Linked DNA regions of Homo sapiens: region 2 is linked to region 1. A link is an interaction called in ENCODE POLR2A ChIA-PET data of the cell type or tissue named here. Cell type or tissue: OCI-LY7. All regions are shown on one strand. Each heading gives the region's core, and the rest is flanking DNA. Links, peaks and the distances in the headings are about the cores only.

Region 1 (5,376 bases), core at 293-5,292:
TTCTCTGTCCATGTCTTGACCTGTTCCTACCTACTTTTTCCTTGGGTTCTCCTACTCACATTTTGAGTCTTGTTGCTGGCCCCGTCCAGAGGAAGCAGCCTTCCTGACTCTGTACCTGGCATAGCAACCTTAGCTTAATTTTGCCATTTCAGGATTTGAGAACCCCAGGCCCACTCCCCAACTTTTGCACTTACTGTTCTCCCTGCCTAGAACGCACTTCTAGAAGGGACCTCTGAGTTGGCCTGACTCAACTTTCAAAGCAGTGTAGGATTTTTGTACACCAAAGGTAGTTTTGCTTTCTCTATCACATGGATTGTACACAACTGTTTACTTGTTTTCGTCTCTCTTCTTGATCACAAATTCCTTGTGAGCAGGGACCCTGGTTTATTCATCTCGTATCTTCAGCACCTAACATACCACGTGGTTCAATAAATTTTTCTGTTGGACAGAACCCTTCTAGACTGGATCATTATGTCTTCACTCTGACAGCGAGGTGAGCGTGCGTCGGAGGAAGATGTTTTCCTCGCCTGAGTCCTGACAGGCAGTGTACTAATTAGCAACAGGTGAATAGCAGCACGCAACCCACATGCTTCCCTTACATAACACGCAGTCTTCTCCTGCTCCTCGCTGTCTCCAAGCTTTGCACAAGCCCCGGTTGCCTGCTCCTCTGCACCAGAGGTTGCAGGGATCACGCATCTCTTGGCCTCTCTAACAGATACCTGTGCTTGGCCTCACATATCTGGCTCGACAACCTGAGCCAGGCAGCCAGCAGGAAGGAATCGCCTCTGTCCTGGAATGTCTTGGCAGGTCTGGAATCCAGTTAGGGAGAGTGCTAGTTGGAATGTTTGGCTGGGAGGAGCGAGGAGGCTAAGGGATAACTGCATAACTGAGTCTCCAGGGCTCTAAAATCCCATTTTTCCTGGGGTTAGGGAGGAGACTCAGGGTTGAGAAATGCAAGATAATTGAATTTGGAAAGGAAAAGGAGATGGAAAGCATGTGAGCAACCTAGCTGCTGCTGGCGGATCACATGCCGGCCTCTGAGCACTTGTTTCCAAAGGCAAGAGCCAGCTGGTGTAGGTCTTAAGGGTACTTCTCAGTTGCCTCAGACACACAGCTCAGGGGAAGTCAAATGCAGCCGGAGCCCCCCTCCCCACATCTCTGTGTACTGTTTTGCACTCCCCTCAACCTAGAAAAAGAAGGAAGACTGAGTTGATCAAATTACATGCTGGCCCTGCTGTACCTCCTCCTCACCCCCAAGGTTAAAATTGTGGATTCAGTAATATGCATAATAACCCCGGAAACATTGAGTTCTATGGCACAGAAACCTTGTGCATTTCTGCAAAGGCAGTTTAAATACAAAAGCCAAAAATAGACCCATAAATAGCACAAGGGTGAAATATTTAAGACTCTGATAGCTCAATGGGCCTGCCGTTTTGCTAAACAAGTGGTTCTCAAACGAGATCGCAAGAAGGGCTTATTAAAATACAGATTGCTGGCCCTACCCCTACAGATTCTGCTTCTGTAGGTCTGGGCCGGGCAGACCACTGGGTCAGGTTCTGAGATCCCCAGTGATGCTGATGTTGTTGGTCCAGGGAACCTTGCTTTGAGAACTGTCTTTTTTTTTTTTTTTTTTTTTTTTTAAACAGCTAAAGAAACTTATTTAGAGAGAAATACGTAAAACAAATAGACAGAAAAGCTGCTATGTGAAAACCGGGCCTCAGGGCAGTCACAAGCAGAAGCCTGCAGATACTTTACATTGTCCCTTGTGTGGTAGGGTAGGTCACCCTCTCCCAACGGCTTTTCCAAAGGGTACCCTGGGATTCACACCCTTTCCGCTTTGTGGCTCCTACAGTGCCCCTTCCCCACAGTGCCTACTGCATCCAAACTCTTGGTACACAGCTAAGGAAAGGTGAATCTAGGATGCAGTCCACCAAAGACTATGGGATTTAGAGTTTAGAAAGTTCAGCTTGTATAGGCTGGGGCGGGGGTGGCTCACGCCTGTAATCCCAGCACTTTGGGAGGCTGAGGCGGGTGGATCACCTGAGGCCAGGAGTTCGAGACCAGCCTGACCAATATGGTGAAACCCTGTCTCTACTAAAAATACAAAAAAAAAAAAAAAAAAAAAAAATTAGCCAGGCATGGTGGTGTGTGCCTGTAGTCCCAGCTACTTAGGAGGCTGAGACAGGAGAACTGATTGAACCCGGGAGATGGAGGTTGCAGTGAGCCAAAGTCACGCCACTGCACTCCAGCCCGGGCAACAGAATGAAACTCGATCTCAAAAAAAAAAAAAAGAAAAAGAAAGTTCAGCTTGTATCAACCAAAAATATCACCAAGTTATTTCCAAGCCTTTCTAGTTTTCTGTTCCCTTCCATGACCCCAACCCTGTCTTTAAGTCTAGTGACTTTAAAAGCCAATATTTCTCCTTGAGTGATTTCCTCCACTCTTCCCCAAGAACACACATTTCTCTGCGGAAACTGAATTATTGCTTTTGTCCTTAGTTTCCTGGAAGAATCAAGATAATTTTCTGCATGGCCTTCATGTCAACTCTTTTGATTTCACTCCAGTATTTCTCTCTCATAGGCTCTCAATTCTTTCATGGAAACTTCCTGAGTTAAAGTCCGCTACGTCTTCCCCACTCTGAGATTACAGCATCAATTTCATCTCCTCTTGAGAATTCTCATTCCTCGCCCAACCAGCTGCCTTGGCCTACTTTAGACCACTTTGCTGTGAGAGGAAGTCACTCTCTCCCCTGGGGTTAAGCTCTCACTTTCTAGCCATAACCTCACATCTGTCACTCAAGTGCAACCCCTGCCCCACCCCCACTTTCCTCTGGTGGATGAGCATTGTGGTGGAGAGAGGGTGGAGGGATGGGAATAAGTGGGGGTGGAAGATGGGAGAGGTGGAGATTATTTGTTACTGAAACATTCATTTTAGGAAAAATCAGATCCTTGATTTCCTTCCTTTATGCTTAAAAAAAATGCAATTTGGTGTTGTCTTTAATTTGGGGTGAGGTTCCTTAATGGGTCCTGTCTTCATGGTCTCTGAAGGTCTTAATCAGACTGACTGCTGCAGCCCAGCGATCAAATCTTATGACTCCAGGATATTTCAGCGGGAGAACCTTGCACATTGCTTAATGAATGGGCTGTTTTAGTTTTACACTGTTCAAATATTTGCTGAAGGAAAGAGTGAATTATGCTCCATAGGCCTTAGCTTAGCTGGATGGTGGGATTCACAATTACAGTGTCACACCTCACGTAGACTCTACCTCAGAAAACATCTTACATTTAAAAATATTTTTGAGGTTAAAAAAGGCAAAATCTGCAAAACTTTTTTTTTTTTTTTTTTTTTTACCTCCACAAAGAAAACCTCAATGCCTCCTCCCCTCAGCCAAGTATAAAGAGTGTAATTTTCTCCTTGAGGAAAGTGACATAAGTCATCTGACAGGGCCTGCATGATCCGGGTCACTCACTGCAAGTGCTCCGGCAGCATCTTCCTAACACAGAAGCTTCCTGAGATTGCACATTGGCATCCGTTCGTGGTAAGGCTGGAGGATGGAGCTGTGCTATTTCTTACCTTAGGACTTATGAAGCAAGCATCTGTGGAAGCCGGGGTGACAGAGTCCAAGGTTTAGCTTGGGATCTGCTTCAAGGACAAAGACTTTTGTGTCATCTGAGCAAATATTAGGAACTGGTCACTGCTGTGTGCCACTCACAGCTCACATCTGGGTGTTAGGAAATCCAAACCTGCAGCCAAGGCTGTCATTCTGGCTGGGTATGAATGTATCAGCTACAAGAGGCTGCAGCCAAGTGCAGAAATCCAGCCAGCAGCTAACCCAACACAGAAGAGTCACTCTAAGTGCAATGGCCACCCTCTTCCTCTCCTGTTCTCCTGCTCCAGAGGGGAACTTTCTAGGGGTCATCCAGATGATCGTCTCTGGACAGCCTGAATTAGAACCACTGCAGAAACCAAGTGTGCACAGCTGAAACCACCCTCTGCCCCGGCCCTTTACCAAGCAGACTGGTCAGCCCAGCGAGGCCCCCAGCATATGGGGCTCAGTTCTTCAGGCTGCCTCCTTGGAAATGGCAGAGCAAAATCACTGCAGGCTGGGTGCATGCCCTCCCCACCCTGGGGCATGCCAATGGGGTCAGTGACAACTGTTTCCAATTAAGGGCTTTGCTGAGAAGAACAGACTGTGTTCTGGAAATAAAACCCCCTTTAAAAATGTCCACTTCATCCTGGACTCAAGATAGGAAATTTCAATGTTCCTAACCAGAAAACGTAAAGGCAAAGGAAAAGCTGGAGAGTCCCTTTTCTAAACCTTCTTTAGAGATATTTAAAGCAAAAATAATTCTCCATGCCTTCCCGAGGGAGCTCTTTAGGCCCAGGGTTGTTTACTCGACTTCTCTTGCTGATTTGGTGGCATGCGTGGGCTCATGCGCCCCTCTGCAGTAGGGTGTACATCCAGGAAATCGTGGAGTAGGGGTTTTGTCCAGGACACCACAAATGAGGCAATCCAAGTGACCATTTGTGGGACAGGTCATTACGAATGCCTTTCTTTTCTAGGGCAGGAAACTGAAGCTCTTGGGAAGGTGGAAGTTGCACGTGGTCTCACAGTCAACTGTGCCAGAATAGGAGGCCAGGAACCATCTCTGCTGGAGGAAGACCCACCACGCATCCCTTCAAGAATGCCAAGGTCCAGAGCAAGTGCTTCCCTTCTATGGGCACAGGAGGGCTGTGGGAGCCCACAGAATGTGCTTCTGGCCAGAGGTATGTGGCATTCTTTATAATAATGGACATTTGGGAGCATTTACTATGTGCTAGGCACTTCTCTTGACATACATTAACTTAATTAAGAAACCCTATAAAGTAAGTGCTATATTATTGCTATTTTACAGATGAGAAAACTGAGGCCCAGAAAGGCTAAGTAATTTGTCCAAGGTCACTCTTGTAGGAATTGGCAGAGCCATGATCTGAACTCAATCAAGTCTGATTCCAGAGCCAGTGCTGTTAGTTCCATGCTCTCCTGTCTCATGCCCCTCACTCTCTGGGTTTTAAGGACAGTTATTTACTTAGTCCATTGTATGACTGAGTATGTTCATGTACGTGATTCCATTTGATTTCTTTCTACAGCAGCCCTAGGACGTAGGTAGATTGAACAACATTGTCCCTATCAGGCGGTGAGGAAACTAAGACAGAGGTCAAGCATCTTTTTCAAGGTCACCTTATTAGTAATAAACTACTCAGGCTCCTGATTTTGAAGAAATCTTTGCTCCATTGACCCACGTGGAGTTAATCCTATGTGTAGGGTTAGAAACAAGGAGTAATGCTCAACACCCGATTTGCAATCTCAGTTGATTTAAGACCCAGGACTTACCT
Region 2 (5,376 bases), core at 325-5,324, 110 kb after region 1:
CAGTCTCCCAATCCTGTCTCCTGGCTAAATTGATTTTCTGAGGGGAAAAACCCAACATTTATTCAAGTCACTTCAATTTATGGGGGGCTATATTATAAGGATGCATGTGACAATAAGATAAACAGGATTTTCAACCATGCAGCAAGGCATCGCTGAAACCCAGGAACTCTGTACACAACCCAGGTCAAGGGAAGAACAAGGACAGCACATGCCTGATGCTTAGTGATAACTGGAAGGTCCTTTCTCACCATCCATGGTGTAACTTAAGCTTCTCAATTGGTGGCTTGTTTCAATATAAACCACATGTAGCTCACATTAATTTCTCTGGGAACTGTAGAATTCTTGACGGGTTCTCGGGGGTTCCTGTTGTATAAAGGCCTTCATTACTTTAGTTATACCCAAGTGAAAGGGGCATTTACCTCGTGACAAGTGGATTATAGGAGAAAAAGAGGAGATGGTAGGTCAGAGTGTGCTTAGAAGTCATGCCCAGTGTTCTCATCAATGCCAGACATTACGGGCTGCCCTTCCATCAGCCATTCTACCCTTCTTCCTGCTAACAATATCCCAATTTTGTTCAGGTATCAGGCCACTTAATATGTTTCAGGGAAAACTGGTTCCAGCCCAGAGCAGTGTGGACCTTGATTACATCAAACTAATCATGGTGAGTCCATTTTCCTTGCCAGAAATTCGTTTAGGAGTGGACATGTATTTCACTTGTGAGTACACAAGAGACTGAGGAAAAGTCTAAGGGGGCTTCTGGGAAATTTTCCTTCTAATAAGAAGAGATTCAAGGCAGAAAGTAGACTCTTTTTTGTTCCCCTGTTGTATCTTTACGGGGCACTTACAGCTTTGGCAACCAGTTTGAGCTATGCAGGATAAATATGCGAACAAAAGTCAACTTATAGAGGAAGAAAAAAGCAGAAAATTGGAAAACAAAACAAAACAGGTGCCTTAATGCTGTAATTGAACAGTGAGTTAACCCAACCCTGAAACCATCCTACCTTTGAACTTACTGTGATATGAGATATTACCTTCTCCTTTTTTTTTTTTTCTTTTTTTGAGACGGAGTCTCGCTCTGTTGCCCAAGTGGGAGTGCAGTGGCGTGATCTGGGCTCACTGCAACCTCCACCTCCCAGGTTCAAGTGATTCTTCTGCCTCAGCCTCCTGAGTAGCTGGGACTACAGGCAGGCGCCACCACGCCCGGCTAATTTTTGTATTTTTAGTAGAGATGGGGTTTCACCATATTGGCCAGGCTGGTCTCGAACTCCTGACCTAGTGATCCACCCCCCCCCCGCCCCCCCGGCCTCCCAAAGTGCTGGGATTATAGCGTGAGCCACAGCGCCCAGCCTGCCTTCTCCTTTTTATTGATGCCATTTCTGGTTGGGTTTTCTGTTACTTTCTGCTAAAGCATCCTAACTGAAAAATGTATTATCAGTGATTTTCCACTTAGAATATTGAAAAAACCGGCCAGGCACAGTGGCTCACGCCTGTAATCCCAGCACTTTGGGAGGCCGAGGCGGGTGGATCACAAGGTCAGGAGATCGAGACCATCCTGGCTAACATGGTGAAACCTCGTCTCTACTAAAATTACAAAAAATTAGCCGGGTGTAGTGGCGGGCGCCTGTAGTCCCAGCTACTTGGGAGGCTGAGGCAGGAGAATCGCTGGAACTGGGGAGTCGGAGGTTGCAGTGAGCCGAGATCGCGCCACTGCACTCCAGCCTGGGTGACAGAGTGAGACTCCATCTCAAAAAAAATAAAAAATAAAAAATATATTGAAAAAACCAGCTTTCCCCTCAAGACTAGATTGTGTCCACAAAGAACTTACTAGAGGCAGGATACGAATGCTAACGTTGGCCTTTATGCTCAAAGAAAACGCCTCCACAGGTTACAACTGTCTGTGTGTGGAGGAACCTGCTCAAGGCGTGGGTGTGATCAGAGGTCTCACTGGTGGGAGAGGAGAGCTATTTTGGGTATTTGTGGTGGATTGGGAGCTTGTGCTCCATACCATATCCCTAGGTGTACTATGTGGGGAATCAAGTGCCATCTTGGAGGTTTTTTTTTCTTTTTTTTTCTTTTTTGAGACAGGGTCTCTGTTACTTGGGCTGGAATGCAGTGGTGTGGTCATAGCTCACTGTAGCCTCGAACTGGTGGACTCCAGTGATCCTCTTGCCTCAGCCTCTCTAGTATCTGAGACTATAGGTGCACACCATCATGCTGGGCTAATTTTTATATTTTTTGTGTAGACAGAGTCTCTCTACGTTGCCCTGCTGGTCTTCAACTCCTGGCCTCAAGCAATTCTCCTACCTCGTGATCCTCCTGCCTCAGCCTCCCAAGTTCCTGGGGTTTCAGGATGAGCCACTGAGACTGACTTTGCAGTCTTAGACTTAAATCACCATGCTTATTGAACTGTAAAGGGTCCAGATTATCAAAGGATCTCAATCCTACAAAGTACCTTTTGGCTGTGATCACTATTTGCAAGCCCAGTGCAGACACTGCTCCCCCAGGCTGGGTCTACCAGATCCCCACCCCCTGTAGCTCCTACATTTCTTTCTGTTTCCCCAGCAGCACCTCATAAATCTCTCCTCTATTAAAGTATTTGCTGCTGTTGTCCTTTCTATTTCCCTCCCACCTTCATTGTCTGCGTCCTTCTCCCAGCCCCGCAACGGGGAATGAATAGCTGGCCAAATTACTGCTTTGGGGAATTGCTTTAGTGAATGCTGGAAAGGATAGACCAGAAAGTAAGATGTTATTCTTCATTCCTTGCTTGTGGGGCTTGGGACCTCCATTGTCTAGTGATTGGGTTCGGATTCTCCAGAATCATATTGGACTTGAGTACATTCCATTATTTCTTTTTTTTTCATTCCAGAATTTTTGGTGCCTAATTTCTCTTTCCTCCCACTGGACACACAATGGATACTCCTTTGCTTCAGTTACACCTTCATAAACCTGACTTCCTCTTAGTCCCTCTTTCCCATTCTCAACTGCTCACAAGGAGCTCCTTCATCCCATAATATTCATCTTCCTGACTTTTCATCAGAGGCCTGTTATTTTGCTTCCACCCTTCTGAGAGCGTCTGGGTGTGTACCTGGAACTGCAGTGGTCTCCTGGAACTCTCCTGATTTACTTGGGGGAAATAGCCACGTAGCAGTCTTCTGAATATAGTGCTTAATCTCCACTGCTTTCGGCTCCCTGCAGAATGGCTACCAGCTCTCCAGTTTTCATATAAGCATTATGATATTAAAACCACTCAACAGTAGTTCTCCTTGTCAAAGAATTAGACTGAAAGAGTCTGTGTTCTTTTACACAATTGCAACTTTTATGAGAGAAATAACCTGCCAATCTTGTAGAGAACAAGTACCCAACCTACAGACATGGTGAATTCCTTCTAGCTTTTTGTCATTGACCTGTATGTGATAAAATCCTCTCAGTCACCATCAATTAAGGATGAAATAAAGGAAAACATGAACGTATGTAAGGAGAGAGCCCTAATTTGGGATACAAGGGTGGTATAGGTCTTGACCTTCAGATTTAAATATGCCCGTGAACTAGAATCTAAAAATGCTGTTTTCCCATATGGACCTGCATATTCTTGGTTCTCCCTACTTAAAATAAGAACAGGAGGAAAATACTTAATCTATGCTGAAATTACTAACTATGATTATTATAAACATCTGCTATGGGGCAACTTTGACCTACCAAGCTGGGGCCAAAATATAGCTAGTGAGGACAATATTTCTTTTTCAAGTCCCTTTCAGCTCCTGCCTCCCTCTTCCCAGTGTCAATTTGCACCTGTTGTTGTCTCCTTGTTTTGTGCTGGGTTGGTCAAACATCCAGGCCCCTGTGGGGAAGACAGGTAGGATTCATTGCAAGCAAGGCCTCAGAGGTGAATGGTGGGGGAGAGGCACAGTCTCTGTTCCTTGCCTGCCCTCTTGGAAGGTGTCAGAGACCCATGGTTAGAACAGTGAGGCCAGAAACAGAGGAGTTGGCTTCATGAGACTTTGAGGCATTCCCAGCAAGAGGTGAGAGCAAGAAACTGCAAAACTATTTATGAGAGACTTTGGGAATCTTTAGGCACAAGCAGAATTGCTTAGGAACAAAGCATGGCTGTGCACAGAATTCTCCTCAGCTGTGGTACCCAGTGGACCAGAGACTCTAGGAGCATCAGCGGTCTGCAGGCTTTGCACAGACCTGGCTTTCTTTATGGGCACTGTCAGCAGCAGCAAGGATATGGCTCTGTCTTGAGAGTGCTGAGGGAAGCAGATGCTGATGGAGAGGGTGTTGGAGAATCACATGAACATCAACACTTGCTCAAGAAATAACCATGCAACAAGCCTATAAATGATACTGGTATGTTGCAGTCCCTTCAGTTTTGTGGTAATGAAGGTACATAAAGGTTAAACACATTTTCAAGGGTTCTTATCACAAATTCAGAATTGGAATCTGGAGCCCTGTTGCTCCAGTCTCTGGGTTACCCATAGCAAGTGTGGTTATTTCTAAAAATATGCAACACATGGTTGTGCTGGGAGAGAGCGTGCCCTGGAGATGCTGCAGAGGCTTCTCGAATGGAGCAGAAAATGGGTACGAGATGGAGGGGGTGGGTTGCTGCTGCCAGCACAACCCTACTACCAGGTCTCCTGGTTACCCCAAGAGGGGCTCTTTCTTGCTCGGTGCACACAAAACTGAAAGTGAGTGTCAAGCAGTGCAGGCTGTATTTCATGGCCACAGAATGGGAGAAGTGGGAGCACAGCTCACAAATCAACTTCTCGGCTCCTGGGAACTGGGAAGTTCCGCATGTAGGGTTTTCTTGATGAAGGGGCTGAGCATTAAGATCAAGGAGAGGTGTATTTATGCTTTTTCTTGGGAAGGGACAGAGATTTACTTGGAATCAAGGAGCCGCCTCCCTTTTGTCCTGTTTTGGTTTCCTCCTTTTGTTGTCATGGTAATTGTCAACTGTCATGGCGCCCCTGGGAGTGTCATTTAGTATGGAAATTGGATTATAATGAAGTTAGAGGTTCTTCAGAGGTGGGGTAAGCTGCCTAAGAAGGAACCTCTGACCACAGACATCAGACATCCTGTTTTCTTTTTTTTTTTTTTTTTTGAGACAGAGTCTTGCTCTGTCACCCAGGCTGGAGTGCAGTGGCACGATCTCGGCTCACTGCAACCTCCGCCTCCCAGGTTCAAGCGATTCTCCTGCCTCAGCCTCCTGAGTAGCTGGGATTACAGGCGTGTGCCACCACGCCCGGCTAATTTTTGTATTTTTTAGTAGAGACGGGGTTTCACTATGCTGGTCAGGCTGGTCTTGAACTCCTGACCTTGTGATCCACCCGCCTTGGCCTCCCAAAGTGCTGGGATTACCGACCTGAGTCACTGCGCCTG

The links. Peaks named below come from ENCODE experiments on the same cell type or tissue, not always from the same donor. Only the 100,000 strongest peaks of a DNase experiment are listed, where the experiment ranks them.
Region 2: POLR2A ChIA-PET joins it to region 1 with 9 read pairs; 7 of 35 experiments call an interaction of 5 or more read pairs at or near these places.

The regions. Positions count from the first base shown.
Region 1 is chr2:38,495,666-38,501,041 of GRCh38, reverse strand. LINC02613 (long intergenic non-protein coding RNA 2613) reads left to right here. Exons shown (of 5, transcript NR_110259.1): 2 at 4,564-4,767. Among named protein-coding and RNA genes, the nearest start is that of LINC02613, 17 kb to the left of the region's middle. In OCI-LY7, for the core only: no CTCF peak of the experiment used is centred there; a DNase peak (open chromatin) is centred at 2,721; H3K4me3 peaks cover 444 bases.
Region 2 is chr2:38,388,360-38,393,735 of GRCh38, reverse strand. No RefSeq gene overlaps it. Among named protein-coding and RNA genes, the nearest start is that of ATL2, 14 kb to the right of the region's middle. In OCI-LY7, for the core only: no CTCF peak of the experiment used is centred there; a DNase peak (open chromatin) is centred at 5,005; H3K4me3 peaks cover 479 bases.